2 separate regions of the Homo sapiens genome follow, and region 1 is linked to region 2. A link is a loop called in an ENCODE intact Hi-C map of the cell type or tissue named here. Cell type or tissue: heart left ventricle. All regions are shown on one strand. Links, peaks and the distances in the headings refer to the core of each region. The heading gives the core; the rest is flanking DNA.

Evidence for each region. Peaks named below come from ENCODE experiments on the same cell type or tissue, not always from the same donor. Only the 100,000 strongest peaks of a DNase experiment are listed, where the experiment ranks them.
Region 1: it touches region 2 in a loop (2.8-fold over the local background); 2 of 110 quality-filtered maps call a loop at or near these places.

What each region holds. Positions count from the first base shown.
Region 1 is chr11:22,801,304-22,809,649 of GRCh38, reverse strand. The region is part of intron 7 of GAS2 (growth arrest specific 2); the gene reads right to left. Among named protein-coding and RNA genes, the nearest start is that of LINC02718, 24 kb to the left of the region's middle. In heart left ventricle, for the core only: no CTCF peak of the experiment used is centred there; no DNase peak of the experiment used is centred there; H3K27ac peaks cover 1,493 bases.
Region 2 is chr11:22,427,862-22,436,207 of GRCh38, reverse strand. No RefSeq gene overlaps it. Among named protein-coding and RNA genes, the nearest start is that of LINC01495, 60 kb to the left of the region's middle. In heart left ventricle, for the core only: no CTCF peak of the experiment used is centred there; a DNase peak (open chromatin) is centred at 3,617; H3K4me3 peaks cover 1,221 bases; H3K27ac peaks cover 227 bases.

The DNA.
Region 1 (8,346 bases), core at 124-8,123, 370 kb before region 2:
TGGGCATGGTGGCAGGCGCCTGTAGTCTCAGCTACTCGGGAGGCTGAGACAGGAGAATTGCTTGAACCTGGGAGGCAGAGGTGGCAGTGAGCTGAGATCGTGCCACTGCACTCCAGCCTGGGTGACAGAGTGAGACTCCATCTCAAATAATAATGATAATAATAATAATAAATAAATATGGAAATTGACCCTCCCTTGTCTTAAACTTGAAACTTAAATTGGTCTTATCTGAGTTTCTTCCTCAGCAAACTGACCTTTAGGCAAGGAACAGATGACACCAGACAATTAAATGCCAGACTCCTTGCCCCTCCCTAAAATTCCTGTTTTCCTACATGTAGCTACATTCCTTCCCCATTATAGAAACCCTGAATTTTAATTGATTGGTGAAATGAATTCGAGACTGATTTGTTCTTCTTGGTTGCAGCACCCAAATAAAGCCTCCTTCCCTGGCAATACTCATTGTCTTAGTGATTAGCTTTCTATGTAGCAAGCAAGAGGATCTAACCCATGGTGTTTCGGTCACAGTACCATGTTGTTTTACATATGTAGACACTGAGAACCAGATTTTAGGACCCAAGCAAATCAAATCAAAGATCTGGTTCTCAGTGTACGCCTCTGTAAAACAAGAACCTGACTGGAGTCAGGTTGGACTGGAGCCAGATTCTTAGCACCTGACTCCAGTCTAGTCCTTTACTCATGACAGCTTTCACTAAAGAAATAAAATCACTAGGGCTTTTATAATTTCATCCACATATTCATATTCCCACAAGTTTCTGCATGTGTCTTACTGCCAGCTTCCAAAATTTGAAGTCACTGGGACAAAAACTGCCAAGGCCAGTGTCAGAATAACACTTTGATTCTTTCTACCACTGTTCGAGAGAGCAACTTTGCCTATTTTGAAGTTCTGGCACCTCCTAGCTCTGCAAATTACATTTAAGACTTGCCTCCAAACATTCTTGGTATCAATGCCCCTGGCAAAATGCCCAAGTCTAATTCAGTGTTTGTGAGCAGGCCATTTCAACCAGAAAGAACCACCAGTCACAACAGTTTTTAAACAATTCTAGGAAGCAGTGACAGAAACACTTTTCAGCCTGGAGTATGCTGGCCATTTAGGCACATATTCAGTTTGCTAATTTCTTAATGAATCCATAGTACTTTGCAAAGTGGATACAGCATGAAACAGAGTCCCATACTGAATATGAATAATACAGGAATTAAATTTCTGCTCACTTCCTCTTCCACATCCTTTCTACTGCAGATGTTGGTTTCAGTCCAATATTCTTACCACAGTCAATAGGGGAGGATTAGCAGGAAATACTTTTACAATGTATCTAGGTTTACTTTCCTGCCTTTGTAAGAGGAGTCTAATGGACATAATTGTATTTTTGTGAATAACATCTATCTCCAAAGTCTAGCTTTATCATGTGAAGGTTCCTTTGATAAGAGCTATAGTTGGAGGAGGCATACATCTTTGTTGATTGATTTTGTGTCATTGTGAGGCGGAGGGATATATTTGCTGTTTTCTCATTTTGAAACCCGAATCTAGGTTTTTCATGAGATTATCTCATCCTTTTGAAACTTGCCCAAGTGTCCCATAGAACTGATGTTTATGATTTCTTTTGAATAAACATAGACATTGACCCTCCCAGTCTTAAAATTTGAGAAAGTTAAAACTGTCTTATCTGAGTTCTTTTCTCAGAAAATCAATCATCAGGACTCCCAGACAGTGTCAAGCAACTGAAACTTACCAGATCATCACATCTGCACCATGGGAGCCAGACCCCTCACCCATCATGATTGCCTAAGGGACCACCTGCTTCTTGTAACCAACTTCTCCTCCTTGCCCATCCCTAATTCCTGTTTTCCTACACATAGTTATATTTCTTCTCTGCTATATAAACCCCTAATTTTAGTCAGTTGAGATGGATTTGGGACTGATCTCCTATTACAGGCTGCAGCACCTGAAAAAGCCTTCTTTCCTGGCAACACTCATTGCCTAGTGATTGACTTTCCACGCAGAGAGCAATAGGACAAAGACCAAACTGCTGGTGTATTGGTAACAATTTCCCTTTGACTGTTGTTCTGTAGGCAGTAACTGGAGAGGTGTTTTTCTCCAAAGGCGTGAGCTGACCTCCTTCCACTCCCAGGCTTTTAAAGGAAATAATGAACAGACAATTTATAGCTACATTTTAAAAACATGTTCCACAAAATTAGAGAATTGTTTTCCTTTTAGAAACAGATGCAACTTCCTTTAAAACATCTTACGTGAGACACTGCCTTATACGGACACCTTAAGAATGGGACATTACTAATAGTAAAATCAGATATCAGAGGTTTCTTTCTCTTGGAAGATTTCTCCTAGGTATCAGCCTTAGTAGTTTGTTTGGATTTTCCAATTATTGCAAAGACAGTTTTATATTTTTCCTGATCTTCTCTATGGACCTAGTCAGTGCTCTGCAGCTTGGGTCCTTATAAATTTATCAGAACTGTAAAATGCTTCTCTCTTGCTTTGAAGGAGTCGTTTTTTCTTTTTTCTTTGCTTTTCTGTTTCTAAGCTACACTGAAAAAAATGAAAACATACATAAATACACTATTGCCTTTCACTGAATGCTTCCTTGATGCTGTATTTGACAAGGGTGTAAGCATCCATGATTCATGTACTTACCCATAATACTTAAAACAGAAAGGACTTTCTACATCTTCAAAGAAGAATATTGATTTCATATTGATGAGGAGTAATTGTGGAATCCATTACCTTTCCTCATGCCTCATTTTGGCTACTCTTGGGAGATGGAAGGGTTTTAGGTCAATATTATGAGGTTTCCACAGCAAACCTTACAACCTCTCTCCATGAAATAGGTGGCCCTGTCTGGGGATATACTCTAGTAAACAGATTTTCAATTCTGAGTTATTCTTGCTGACGTCTCAGTTAGACCTTGCTAATTAGTAACCTATAATTTGCTAAGAAAGCCAGTGGCTAAGCTGTTTGAAGGTTTCAAGCTTGGGATTAAGATATTAGGGTCATACAAAAGATAACAAGTGTTGGCAAGAATGTGGAGAAAAGGGAACCTTTACACATTATTGGTGGAAATGCAAGTTAGTATAGCCATTATGGAAAACAGCATAAAGATTCCTCAAAATATTAAAAATAAAGGTACCATGTGATCCAGCAATTCCACCACTAGGTATATATACAAGCGAAATGAAATCAGTATATCAAAGTGCAGATATCTGCACTCCCAGGTTTACTGCAGCACTATTCACAATAGCCAAGATATGGCGTCAACCTACATGTCCGTTAATGGATGAATGGGCAGAGAAAATGTGGTTTATATACATAATGGAATACTACTCAGCCATAATACAGAAGAAAATCCTGTTGTTTGCAACAACGAGAATGAACCCAGAGGACATTGTGGTACATGAAAGAAGCCAGGCACAGAAAGATAAAAATACCATATGATTTTGTCGGAGGCATGTGAATGAGAGCAACTCCATCTTGAATAGGGGCTTGGTAAAATGAGGCTGAGACCTACTGGGCTGCATTCCCAGATGGTTAAGGCATTCTAAGTCATAGAATGAGATATTTCACAGGATAAGTCATAGGATCAGATATAGGATAAGGTCAGCACAAGACACAGCTCATAAAAACCTTGCTGATACAACAGGTTGCAGTAAAGAAGCCAGCCAAAACCCATCAAAACCAAGCTGGCGATGAGAGTGACCTCTGGTCATCCTCACTGGACACTCCCACCAGTGCCATGACATTTTACAGATGCCATGGCAACATCAGGAAGTTACCCTATATGGTCCAAAAGGGAGAGGCATGAATAGTCTACCCCTTGTTTAGCATTTCATCAAGAAATAATCAGAATATGGGCAACCAACAGCACTCAGGGATGTTTTGTTTATGGAGTAGCCATTCTTTTATTTCTTTACTTTCTTAACATACTTGCTTTCACTTTACTCTGTGGACTTATCCAAGAATCCACTCTTGGTGTCTGGATCCAGACCCCTTTTCTGCAACAATTTCACTCATATGTGGAATCTAAAGATGTTGATCTCATAGAAGTAGAGAAAAGAATGGTGGTTACTAGAAGCAGAAGTGGTTGGTGGGTGAGGGTGATAGGAAGGTGTTAGTCAAAGGATATATAATTACAGAAAGATAGGAGGAATAAGTTCAAAAGATTTGTTGTACTGCATGATGACTATAGTTAAGAATGATATATTGTATTCTTCCTTAATTAAAAAAATGCAAAAAGAGTGGATGTTAAGAGTTCTTGCCACAAAAATGATAACTATGTAGGTAATACATTTGTTAATCAGCTCTATTTAGTGATTCCACAATGCATATGTACTTTAAAACTTTACGTTATACATGATGAATACATATAATTTTATCTGTCAATTTAAACAAATACATATGTAAATAGAAGAGGACCCATATATAAATTCTTTTTTAAAAAAGATATTACTGTCATAGAGATTTATAGCTCTGATTATAGAGATTAAAATTCCATGCTTTTCTGGTATGTGACCGATCTAAAAAAAAAAAATTGAACACTCACCTCCATCTCCATAAACCAAACTCCCACTGTTTAACCTAAAAGCAAATCAGCCTGCTATTATTATTTAAACTCTTCCCTCCCTTTCCCTAGAATGCTTGCACTACAATGAGCTTTTCCAGCACAGATGCTGAGCTGGTTTAGAAGGAAGATTATATACTTCATCCAAGAACTCTTCCATCTCACAGATTAGTGACATCAGGCCAATTGCAATTAAGTGATCCTTTTAGTTTTGGTCAGCTCCATTTCCCATTTTTATCTATTATTCTCAAACACACTACTTGTCCCCACCCTCCATCAGCCTACCAATGACTTCACCTTTATCAAGCATGCATCCTCTCTTGACACCTCTACTGGCCAATATACCTGAATCTACACTTATCATTTACTCCACCTTTCTTATCTCAGAAGTTCTCCTGTCCAAGTTCAATTCCTCCCACTATGTTCTAACTCTCATTAATTTCCACTCTTACTTTCATACTTTCTCCTTACATCTGACCTTCTTGATAGTTACATTCACACTTGGTGTCTTCACTTGCTCATCACGGTACAACCTACAGTACACTTTGCTTCTGCCCTCTACCTCTTAACTGACTGCACAGAGAAAGGAAGCCAGACGGCTTCTAATGTATCAAATACAATATATGGTCCTTAAACTTTATTTTTCATGATAACTTTGTCAAGCAAGGTATCTAATGATATTGCCCACTCCTTCCTTGAAACTCCCCACTTCTTGACTACCTGTGACAAGTCTGTCTCCTGAATTGCCTGCTACCTATCTCATTGTTCTTTCTCTGCCTCCTTGATAGGTTACATTTCTTCTACATTGTTAAGTTTTGCCATTCTAACATATTCTGTCCTTTGTCTACTGCTTTTCTGACTCTAACCATTCTCTGTTTGTAACCTCATGGTTTTCACTACCACCTACTTTTGTTTCCCAAATTATAACTCTAGCCCTTGCTTCTTCCCTGATGTTCAAAACATCACCCCCAACTGGAAAATCTTCCATGGTCATCTCCTTCCCCAGATAAGTGAATCCTTCCTTTCTGTGTACTGTTTAGTTTCCAGGTGATTTCACTGTTACATGCATCTCACAATATTGCAATTGCTGATTTACCTGTATGTCCCTTTTCAGAATATGGAAAATCTTCCATGTTCATCTCCTTCCCCAGATAAGTGAACCCTTCCTTGCTGTGTACTGTTTAGTTTATACATGATTTCACAGTTACATGAATCCCACAATATTGCAATTGCTGATTTACCTGTATGTCCCTTTTCAGAATATGTGAGCTCTCTGAAGAGAGGGATGATGTAGTCTTCATTTTTGGAATCTCATATATGCAAACTCAGAACAGGGTCAATACTGTTATCATATAATACTTCTTTTCATTTGATACTTCCACAGGTTGTACCTACTTTATCTAATCTATAATGTCATTATCAGTATTACTCCTTTTATAGATAGGAATACTGATGCTCTGAGAAGTTAAGCAACTTAGGCAGGATCACACAACAAATCAGTAGCAGAACTGGGACAAGAATCCTTTATTCCATTAAAACATACCCACATATTCTGCAAAGTGCTAGATTTTGGTTTTCACCCATGCTTGGTTACTTATCTGTGATAATTCAGCACAGGCAAGATATCACTAATATCAGAAGTAGTAAGTAGTGTAAGCAGATTAACTGTGCTCATTTAAAATGATTCATAGGCTTATGTCCTAACAAATCTTAAATAAACATTAAATTTAATTTCAGAAGATTATCCTCAAGTAGCCCTAATTATTTCAGAAGAAAACGTGTCTAGTGAGGTAACACGACGGAATACACTAGTTATCTGTTGGCATAAGTAAGAAGGGGCTTTGATTTCTGTCCAGTGTATATCTCACTGGTTTTTTATTTTAATGCTTCACAGAGTTGAACTTTGTGTTCTTCATTCTAAAAGGTAGCGGCTCTTGACCAGTAGCATCAATGCATATGTCAATTGAGGAATGGTTGTGCAACACGTAACAATGAGAACACATTCTGAGAATGTGTGTTAGGCAATTTCACCACTGTGTGAACATCATAGAGTGTACTTACACAAAACGAGATGGCACAGCCTTCTACACACCTAAGCTACATAAGATAGCCTGTTGCTTCCAGGCTACAAACCCGTACAGCAAATTACTGTACTGAATACATAGGCAATTATAACACATGGTAAGTATTTGTGTATCTGAAGATATCCAAACATAGAAAAAGTACAGTAAAAATCTGTATTAAAATCTTACAGAACCATTCTTATTGACTGAAACATTGTTATAGAGTACATGACTATATTGAATATCGAGTATTTAGTCCTATGTTGGTGTTTGTTATTTTTCTTTATTTTTGTTGTTGATAAGAAATAAAAGAGTTGCTACAAATAGCCTCCAACACTATAAGTTGCAAAGCAGTAGTTTTTGCATGTTAGGTTTTATTATGGCTGTCATCATTTTTAACAATTGGCTTCATTCCTTACTGTGCCTCTGATCATAGCAAAGTCAAGGCGATCCATTACTGACTTAAGCAACATTTCTCAATTCTGAAGGGGGAAAAAAAAGACCGTGACCAAAATCTTAGCTCAGCTTGGGTTTTTTTTTTTTTTAATACTTTAAGTTCTAGGGTACATGTGCACAACCTGCAGGGTTGTTACATATGTATACATGTGCCATGTTGGTGTGCTGCACCCATTAACTCCCCATTTACATTAGGTATATCTCCTAATGCTATCCCTCCCTCCTCCCTCCACCCCACAACAGGCCCCCATGTGTGATGTTCCCCACCCTGTGTCCAAGCGTTCTCATTGTTCAATTCCCACCTGTGAGTGAGAACATGCAGTGTTTGGTTTTCTGTCCTTGTGATAGTTTGCTCAGAATGATGGTTGGAAATTATCTCAGCTTTTATCCCAGTGTCCCTAATGAAGCTCTATAAGCATACTCAGGCTGTTGCAAACACTGTAAATCATTTCTTTGTTTCTATTAATGATACACATTCCTTGTCAAGAGGAAAGAATCAATATGTCTCAAAGTTGTCTTTTTGCTTTTTTTTTTATATTTTCTCTCAGTAATGAGAAGAAACACTCCCATTCTTAATCAAGAGCATTTTGTTTCATGACTTTGTCTTACTGTGATGCTTAATTATGTGTTTTAATTAGAAAACCTCTTCATATGTGACAGTAAGAGGGAAAGTGTTTCCTTGAATGACATAGAGTCATACAATAGTAGAGTGCTTACTATGTGCCAAGTAATCTACGAATATGCCCTGTTGAAATTAAGAGGATTAAAAAGAAACATCGAGGTCACTGGCAATGTTGCACAGATGCACAGTCTGAGAGGTCACATAGGTGGTTCACCAGAGCCAGGCTAGAAACCACATCTTTATTCCCCATCTAGCATATGACCTTAGAATTAAGGAGCTGTGTTATTTCAAAAATTATTTTCCTAATAATGAATGCAATATTTAATGGTCCGTGTATCATTTAATATATTGATACAGCAGTGATTTATTACATCATGTCACGTAAGTCACTATCTATGTTTTACTGAATTGAATACACATTTTTGAGACCTTTTAATTTTATTTTCCTAACATTAAATAATAAAAAAAAAAACTATCCCATGCCCCCACCCCAATCAAGTTTCTTAGCTCATCCAGATACTTAATCCAAAGGGGAAAAATAAGTTGAAATGAAATAAGTTAACTTTCCCATGTTAACTTAGAACATAATGAAAATTTCGTAAGTTGTAGAAATGATCAG
Region 2 (8,346 bases), core at 255-8,254:
GGACACAGCAAACAGTTGCCACCTATGAGCCAGAAAAGGGGCCCTCACCGGACACTGCATCTGCTGGTGCTTTGATCCTGGACTTCCCAGCCTCCAAAACTGTGAGAAATGGATGTTTGTTTATAAGCCACCCCATTTATGGTATTTTCTTATAACAGCCTGAATGGACTAAGCACAAATTATTGCATTTTGTAGTTATTTTTCCCCACCCTTGATATTACTCTTTTATTTCTGTATTTCAATACATGTATTATCCACACATTAGCACAAACTAAGTGCTTAATAATTTTTGTTGAATTAACTTCATACACTGGTTGTCCCATTATGGTTTGAGGATCCCTGGAGGTAGTGGTGTGCTGGAGCAGCTTCTGACATCTCTTGAGGACCCACTGTCAAATTTTATTTATTATTATTATTTTTTTATTTTATTTTATTTTATTTTATTTTATTTTATTTTATTTTATTTTATTTTATTTTATTTTATTTTATTTTATTTTATTTTTTTGAGACAGAGTCTCATTCTGCCGCCCAGGCTGGAGTGCAGTGGCGCAATCTAGGCTCACTGCAAGCTCCGCGTCCCGAGTTCACGCCATTCTCCTGCCTCAGCCTACCGAGTAGCTGGAACTACAGGTACCCGCCACCACACCAGGCTAATTTTATTTTTTTTGTGTATTTTTAGTAGAGATGGGGTTTCACCCTGTTAGCCAGGATGGTCTCAATCTCCTGACCTCATGATCTGCCCACCTTGGCCTCCCAAAGTGTGTATTTTATTTTATTTTAAGTTCTGAGATGTATGTGCAGGATGTGCATGTCTGTTACATAGGTAAACATGTGCCATGGTGGTTTGCTGTACCTATCAACCCATCACCTCGATATTAAGCCCCACATGCATTAGCTATTTATCCTGATGCTCTCCCTCCCCCAACCCCCAGCAGGCACCAGTGTGTGTTGTTCCCCTTCCTGTGTCCATGTGTTCTCATTGTTCAGCTCCCACTTATGAGTGAGAACATGTGGTGTTTGGTTTTCTGTTCCTGTGTTAGTTTGCTGAGGATAATGGCTTCCAGCTCCATCCATGTCCCAGCAAAAGACATGATCTTGTTGCTTTTTATGGCTGCATAGTATTCCATCATAAACATGTACCACATTTTCTTTATCCAGTCTATCATTGATGGGCAATTAGGTTGATTCCATGTCTTTGCTATTGTGAATAGTGCTACAATGAACATACACATGCATGTACCTTTATAATAGAATAATTTTTATTCTAATATCCAGAATCTACAAGGAACTTAAACAAATTTACAAGAAAAAAAAACAAACCTTTCAAAAAGTGGGCAAAGGACATGAACAGACATTTCTCAAAAGAAGACATGTATATGGCCAACAAACATGAAAAAATACTCAACTTCACTGATCATTAAGGAAATGCAAATGAAAACCACAATGAGATACCACTTCACACAAATCAGAATGGCGATTATTTAAAAATATAGAAACAACAGATACTGGCGAGGCTGTGAAGAAAGAGGAATGCTTTTACACTGTTGGTGGGAATGTAAATTAATTCAACCATTGTGGAAGACAGTGTGGCGATTCCTGAAGGATCTAGAACCAGAAATACCATTTGACTCAGCAGTCCTCACTGTCAAATTTTAAAGAATTTTGTGAGTCAGTCCTTAAACATAATCATTATTAAAAAGTATATTATAAAAACGTCAATTAAACAAATTATATTAACGTAAAGATAATAAATATTCACAACCCATCATTTCCTAATCATTTTACTACATTTTATTACAATCTTGTTAGGCTCTTGTGGTTATTTCTAGCTGTTGTATTTGTATGGTAGAAATACTATAGAATAATGTGCTACTGCCTGTCTTTTCCCAACTTTGCATTACCAGCCATGTTGGGAGTATTTACACCAGAGAAATTGGCAGTGCTACAAAGTGGGCTTTCTCTTCAATGATGAACTGGTTATTAAAACACTCTCCACAAGTGGAGCAGCACACCTCTTATTGAGAGTTCTCAAGACTCTTTCTGGTACCAGGTCCTCTCTTTTGGTATGAGTGGCTAGATTTCTTCATGTATGTTAATCAAAGCAACACATTAAAACAGATTGAATGCAGAAGCAGAGATGAGACTCGAACTATAAGCTCCACACTAATTTTCAAAAAATGGAAATCTATGTATCCCTTCTCATTAATTTTCTTCTTCATAAAAATGAGTTATTTGGGTTATCATCTAATGTTTTATTGCTATTTTAAAATGAATTAATAAGTATTTTTATTCCAAATTTTGCATTTTAGCATGATAAACAGTGATAGATACAGTTCACAAAAACGAAAGCCCTTAGGGTCCTCAATAATTGAGAGTGTGAAGGAGGCTGAGATAAAAAGTTTGAGAATCATTCATTTTTCAATGCAGTTAATTCCATATCTCGCTTTTTTTGACTTAGCGTAGTTAAACCAGAAAAGCAGGTCTGTATTCCTACGGCTTTGTGACCTTGGTAAGTTAATTCTTTACCTCTTCAAATCTTTATTTCTCCAACTGTGAAAAGGCAATGTTAGAAAAGATTTTGTCTCACGGAACCATTTTTTAGCTTTTAGTTTCTGTAACTATGAGAATTATAAATGAACTTTGCTCCTAGCTTGAGGGCAGTGAAGTTATTTCTGCTTTGTCATCCTTTTTATACCTCCAAATCCCATCATCACTGCCTTTAACAATCTTTTCTGCCTAAGTTCTTCCCCCCACCCAAAAGATTTTTCATTGGATTACATCACTGTACAGTAATTACAGAAGTTACTATTTCCAGTTGTCAAAAAAACCAGTTCTGCACTAAACTGCATGCCATGTAGCACATACAAAACACAGTGCAGACAAAGAAAATGCCACAGTTTAGTGTCACCCCATCCATCAGGTGGAAAAATGAAATGCCTAAAGCAGGCAATGCGACCGAATTTAATCAAGCATACTATTACTCAGGCCCTGCCTTGCATCTCCCCACTGCAGCGGAGTGAAATAGAAAGACATGTGCTGCCTGTGCATTTTCTCTTTTCTGTGAAAACACCACGGATTAGTATCTGCTTGGCGTCCTTAACCAATGTGTGAATACGTGTCTTAATTCCAGGCTAGTGCGCGTCTGCTTTGCCTCCGAAATCACTGCGGCAGAATACAAATAATGTATGAAATAAAAAGCCTTTGCCAAGTGCGCCAAGACTACAGCCTTCACTTACGAATCACATCTGCGTCTCCGTTTTCTTTACGCACCCGCAGTAGGATCAAGATGTGAGATCGCAACCCAGTCTGCCGGGAATTTAATTTCCATTTCCCCTCCCAACATCAAACCACCACGAAAACCAACCCTTCCCGGCGCGAAGCTGCAAGTAAGATGGGGAAGGCCAAGGGACCGCGTGGCGAGCCCGCACTGTGGGGCGCGCCCGCCTCCCGCCGCAGACCCTGGAGTGAACTGGGCTTCACTGAGGCCTGAGCCGGGAAGAAGCCAAAGAATAAGAGATGCGATAAAATGGCTGCCAGGAGGGGGTTTCTGTATGCTAAGGGCAGCCTGCCTTCCCCAAGGGATCCAGTGTGCTTCCAGCCCGGCTCCAGGCAGCGGCCGAGACGCCTCAAATTTGGGCCGCATCCCAAGGCCAAGGAGAGGCGACTTCCACAGCTTCATTTAGCTCTGCAGAAAGTCACCTCCGCCCCCACCCCCATGCGGCACGTGCGGCAAGCCATCACCATGGCAACCTTCCTTTCTGCCCCTCTCTTGTTATTGAACAGCTGAGACACCCAGCGTCCCTGAACTTGTTACTGCACAAGTTAATGCGGTCCTCTGAGGGCTTGGTTTCCTAACTATTGTTCTTTGGGCAACTGACTGCTTCCTGAAACAAAAAACAAAACAAAACAAAACCCTATGCGTGTGTCTCAGACGTTCTCCCCACCACTCCTGGCCCCAAATGTCAGCGAATCTGGTCATTCTCCTCCTAGGAGGCGCAACAGAATAAACTGGAAGGAAGCAAGGATTCATGTCCAACCCTTATTTACTGACACTAATGTTGGAACCATTTTGACGTTTGCAGCCTTCAGTTTCACTAGATATAAACCATTAATAGTTATATGACTACCTCTTATATATGGTTGGTGAGTGAGCAAATTGATGCAGTCTTCCTGTGGGCAACTTTTTCAAGAAATAAATAGAGGTTTGAACAAAATATAGCTACAAAGATACTCATAGGAGCAAATGGTTATAATAGTTGTTTTTAAATCAAGCTAAATGTAAGAAAACGGTTGAAGAAATGAATACAATGAGATAACCACTGGGTGATGCAATTACAGGTGACTTTTTCCTTATACTTTCTTTGACAATTATAAAAATTATATAAGAACAAAAACATGTTTTGTTTTATTGTTTCAACATGTCTGATGTGGTTTATAAACATATAAATGAATCTTTACTTATAGATTATACATAAAAGTATTTTCCTCAAAGGAAAGTGTGAAGATTAAAATGGAAGAGCTCTGGATCACTTGGATCATTTGTTATTGTTTTTGTTTCTTTCCCCTCAGATATCTAAGTATTTGCATTTGGTTTGGGAAAAATTATTTTTAATTATTTATGTTCTACCAAAGAAAACAAAATGATTTTCCATTGAACACATAATAATATTAAGAAATACTCAAAATCACCTTATTGTCATAAACCTTCATTAAGGATAAAGGCTTTCATTTTGTTCTTATTCTCTGGCTATAGAATTTCAATTCAAAGAGCAGTTGTTGTTTTAAAATGGAAATTCATGAGTGCTGAGAGGCCTGGCTGCAGAGCCAGATTGTGCTCAAAGTGGAATCCTTCAAAACCGCCTTCTCTGAGGTCCCTGCACCCCAGCCCTGGAACGGCAGGGAGTAGCTTGCCATATCATTTACACAGAACTGCGTGATCCTTCAGGGAAACCACTCTCTTCCCATTGTGGGTAAGAGTGAACCTGGCTGTTGTCAAGTAGCCTGTAAGAAGCCCTGCAGTATCACACTCAAGGCACCTCATCTCTGAGGAGGGCTCAGGGAGCACCCAGGCCTGACCAACAGCTGCAATTAAATCAGGGCCTTTTAAGACTTGAGAAATGCTCACTTTGAATTATTCTGAAAGAAAAAAAAATCATAGACCCGGGCAAAAATTTAGCTACGCGAATTTAGTTTTTATACTATTTTATAACAGTAAAATTTTAGAATCCACATAAATGTCGAAGAATTTAAAAAAAAATCTGTGTTACAGCTGGATGATAAAACTATATGCAGCCATTAAAATTGAACATATAGGAGAATATGCAGTCATGTGGAAAAGTGCTCACTGTGCAGTGTTAAGTGAAAAGAAAGGCATGTTAAAAATAGAATGTACTTCATGACCCAATTTTTATAAAATATTTTGTAATGCACACAAGATTTAATGTGTTACAAACATTACTTGAAATTTAAGCTCCAAAATTGAGGGTTGCCAGTTGTATTTTTTCTTTTGCCTTCTCTAATAAGTCAATTAATAATAAGGTATTGATGGCTGAAGTGATTATTAATAGGGCATTAATGAGAGAGAGTGTATTTTATTAGTACCCAGGAAATGGTACTACACACTCTGATGACTTTTCTGGAATGCATTTTGCAGACACTTCAAAACATTTCCAAAGCATACATTTTATAAGCTTAGTAATTAGAGGATGATAGATTGCCTGAGTCACTTTACCCACTTCACATATCCATTCATCTGGACTAAAGCGTTTGCGCCTTGTGTTTCTTTCCAACCTAAGTTTTGGAGCACATATAACACAATTTTCCTGAAGACATCTGTTTACAACATTGAAAAGATTAAATCAAGCTAAGGATTGTCCAGGCACCTAGTAAGCACATTCTAGTATCCTCAGAGTGCACGTGTGCTCTGGATTCAGATCTGATTTTCCATGAACCCCTCATTTATAATTGGAGAAGCAGTTGCCCACATGACTCTATAATGGAAAATCCACAAAGGCTATCCCCTCAGGGTGGATGGCCAAGCTTTGCAGCCCAGCCCAGCAGGCCCTTTATTTCCTGGTTCCTGCTAACCTCTTCATGTCTCAACCCTGCCTTTCCCACCTTCTGTGCTCAGCCACAGTGAGACTATCACAGTGAACACAAAAGGAATCTTCCTATGGGCTGAACATTTTTATGGTTAGCCAAACAAATCTATGGGGTAGATATTACTCTACTAATATTCCTCCCATTTTACATATGGAGACACTGAGGGACGGACAAATCAAACAATCTCATCATCCACAGTTCCTATCATTTACAATTAATAAGTATTAGGATGTGAACCCAGGAAGCCTGGCTCTTGATCTTAACTGTTATATCTCCACCGAGGTAGCATGTAGATTCCCAAATTAATTTTTAACTTCAGTGATTTTCTGCTTCAACCCTTCTGCGTAGGCTTCTTCTGTGTAGAAGTTCTTTCCACTTAGCCAAACTCTCATTCTTCTTTCAAAACACAGATATAATATATCTCCTCTGGAGAGTCTTCCTCAGTGCTCCCATATGTGCCTCTGTCGTGGTTCTTATCACTTTGCTGTAAAGCATGATTTACCTCCTGCCTCCACCATGTGTCTTCAAAGACAAGTTTCAAATTTCTATTAATTTTTATACCTCCAGTGCCCAGCACAGTGTCTGACACATAGGAGGTACTTAATCACTTATGCATGTATGAATGATTACGAACAGCACCATAGAGTTCTGCTTGCCGAAAACTATCATCTTTAATGTCCCACCATAACAGCCACTGTAACACCATTGGAGTTGGTGTTATGCAAACAAACACTGGACAGGTATCCAGAAGAACAGTGCAGTGCCAGCTCCTAAAGAACAGGCTTTTCCTTGGTGGGCTCTAGTTAAATGTGGACATATCCTTCGGGAGGGGAGAGAGAGTGTTAAGAAGAACTATTAAGATATTATCAGGCATTATTTTTGACAATTTGTCAGGGCCCCAAAACGGTGGGACAGAGGATGAGTAAATCTGATATCGGGCTTAGGGCTTGGCCAAGAAAACACACCTGTTTAATGGGGCACTGTACTCTGCAACCAACACAAAGAACCAGAGATGTCTACCTAGGACAGTTGACACTTCCCCTGTCTCACAAGTTTCATCAAGACAGTCTTGAAATTCATGGCATATTCATGTCAATGTTCTTAAATAGTAAACAATTACTTTTGCTCATTTTAGCCAGGGCAATAGTAGGACAGACTGAAACAGTAGAAAACAACTGATATTTATGCATTAAAAGCAATACTTAATGAATATTCAACATAAAAGCATGTTTCTGCTTGCATCATTCTTACTATTTGCATCATTTTCCTATTAAAGTCTGTATCTTTTTTTGCCAAATAGTTTATTATTATTATTATGCTTTAAGTTCTGGGATACATGTGCAGAACGTGCAGGTTCCTTACATAGGTATACATGTGCCACGGTGGTTTGCTGCACCCATCAACCCGTCATCTACATTAGATATTTCTCCTAATTCTATCCCTCCCCTGCCTCCCACCCCTTGACAGGCCCCAGTGTGTGATGTTTCCCTCCCTGTGCCCATATGTTCTTATTGTTCAACTCCCACTTATAAGCGAGAGCATGCGGTCTTTGGTTTTCTGTTTCTGTGTTAGTTGGCTGAGAATGATGGTTTCCAGCTTCATCCATGTCCCTGCAAAGGACATGAACTCATCCTTTTTTATGGCTGCATAGTATTCCATGATGTATATGTGCCACATTTTCTTCATCCAGTCTATCATTGATGGACATTTGGGTTGGTTCCGAGTCTTTGCCATTGTGAATAGTGCTACCATAAAGCTATGTGTGCATGTGTCTTTATAGTAGAATGATTTATAATCCTTTGGGTATATTCCCAGTAATGGGATTGCTGGGTCAATTTCCCCTATTTAATAAATGGTGTTGGGAAAACTGACTAGGCATATGCAGAAAACTGAAACTGGACCCCTTCCTTACGCCTTATACAAAAATTAACTCAAGATGGATTAAAGACTTAAACCTAAGACCTAAAACCATAAAAACCCTAGAAAGAAAACCTAGGCAATACCATTCAGGACATAGGCATGGACAAAGACTTCATGACTAAAACATCAAAAGCAATTGCAACAAAAGCCAAAATTGACAAATGGGATCTAATTAAACTACAGAGCTTCTGCACAGCAAAAGAAACTATCTTCAGAGTGAACAGGCAACCTACAGAATGGGAGAACATTTTTGCAATCTATCCATCTGACAAAGGGCTAATATACAGAATCTACAAGGAACTTGAACAAATTTACAAGAGAAAA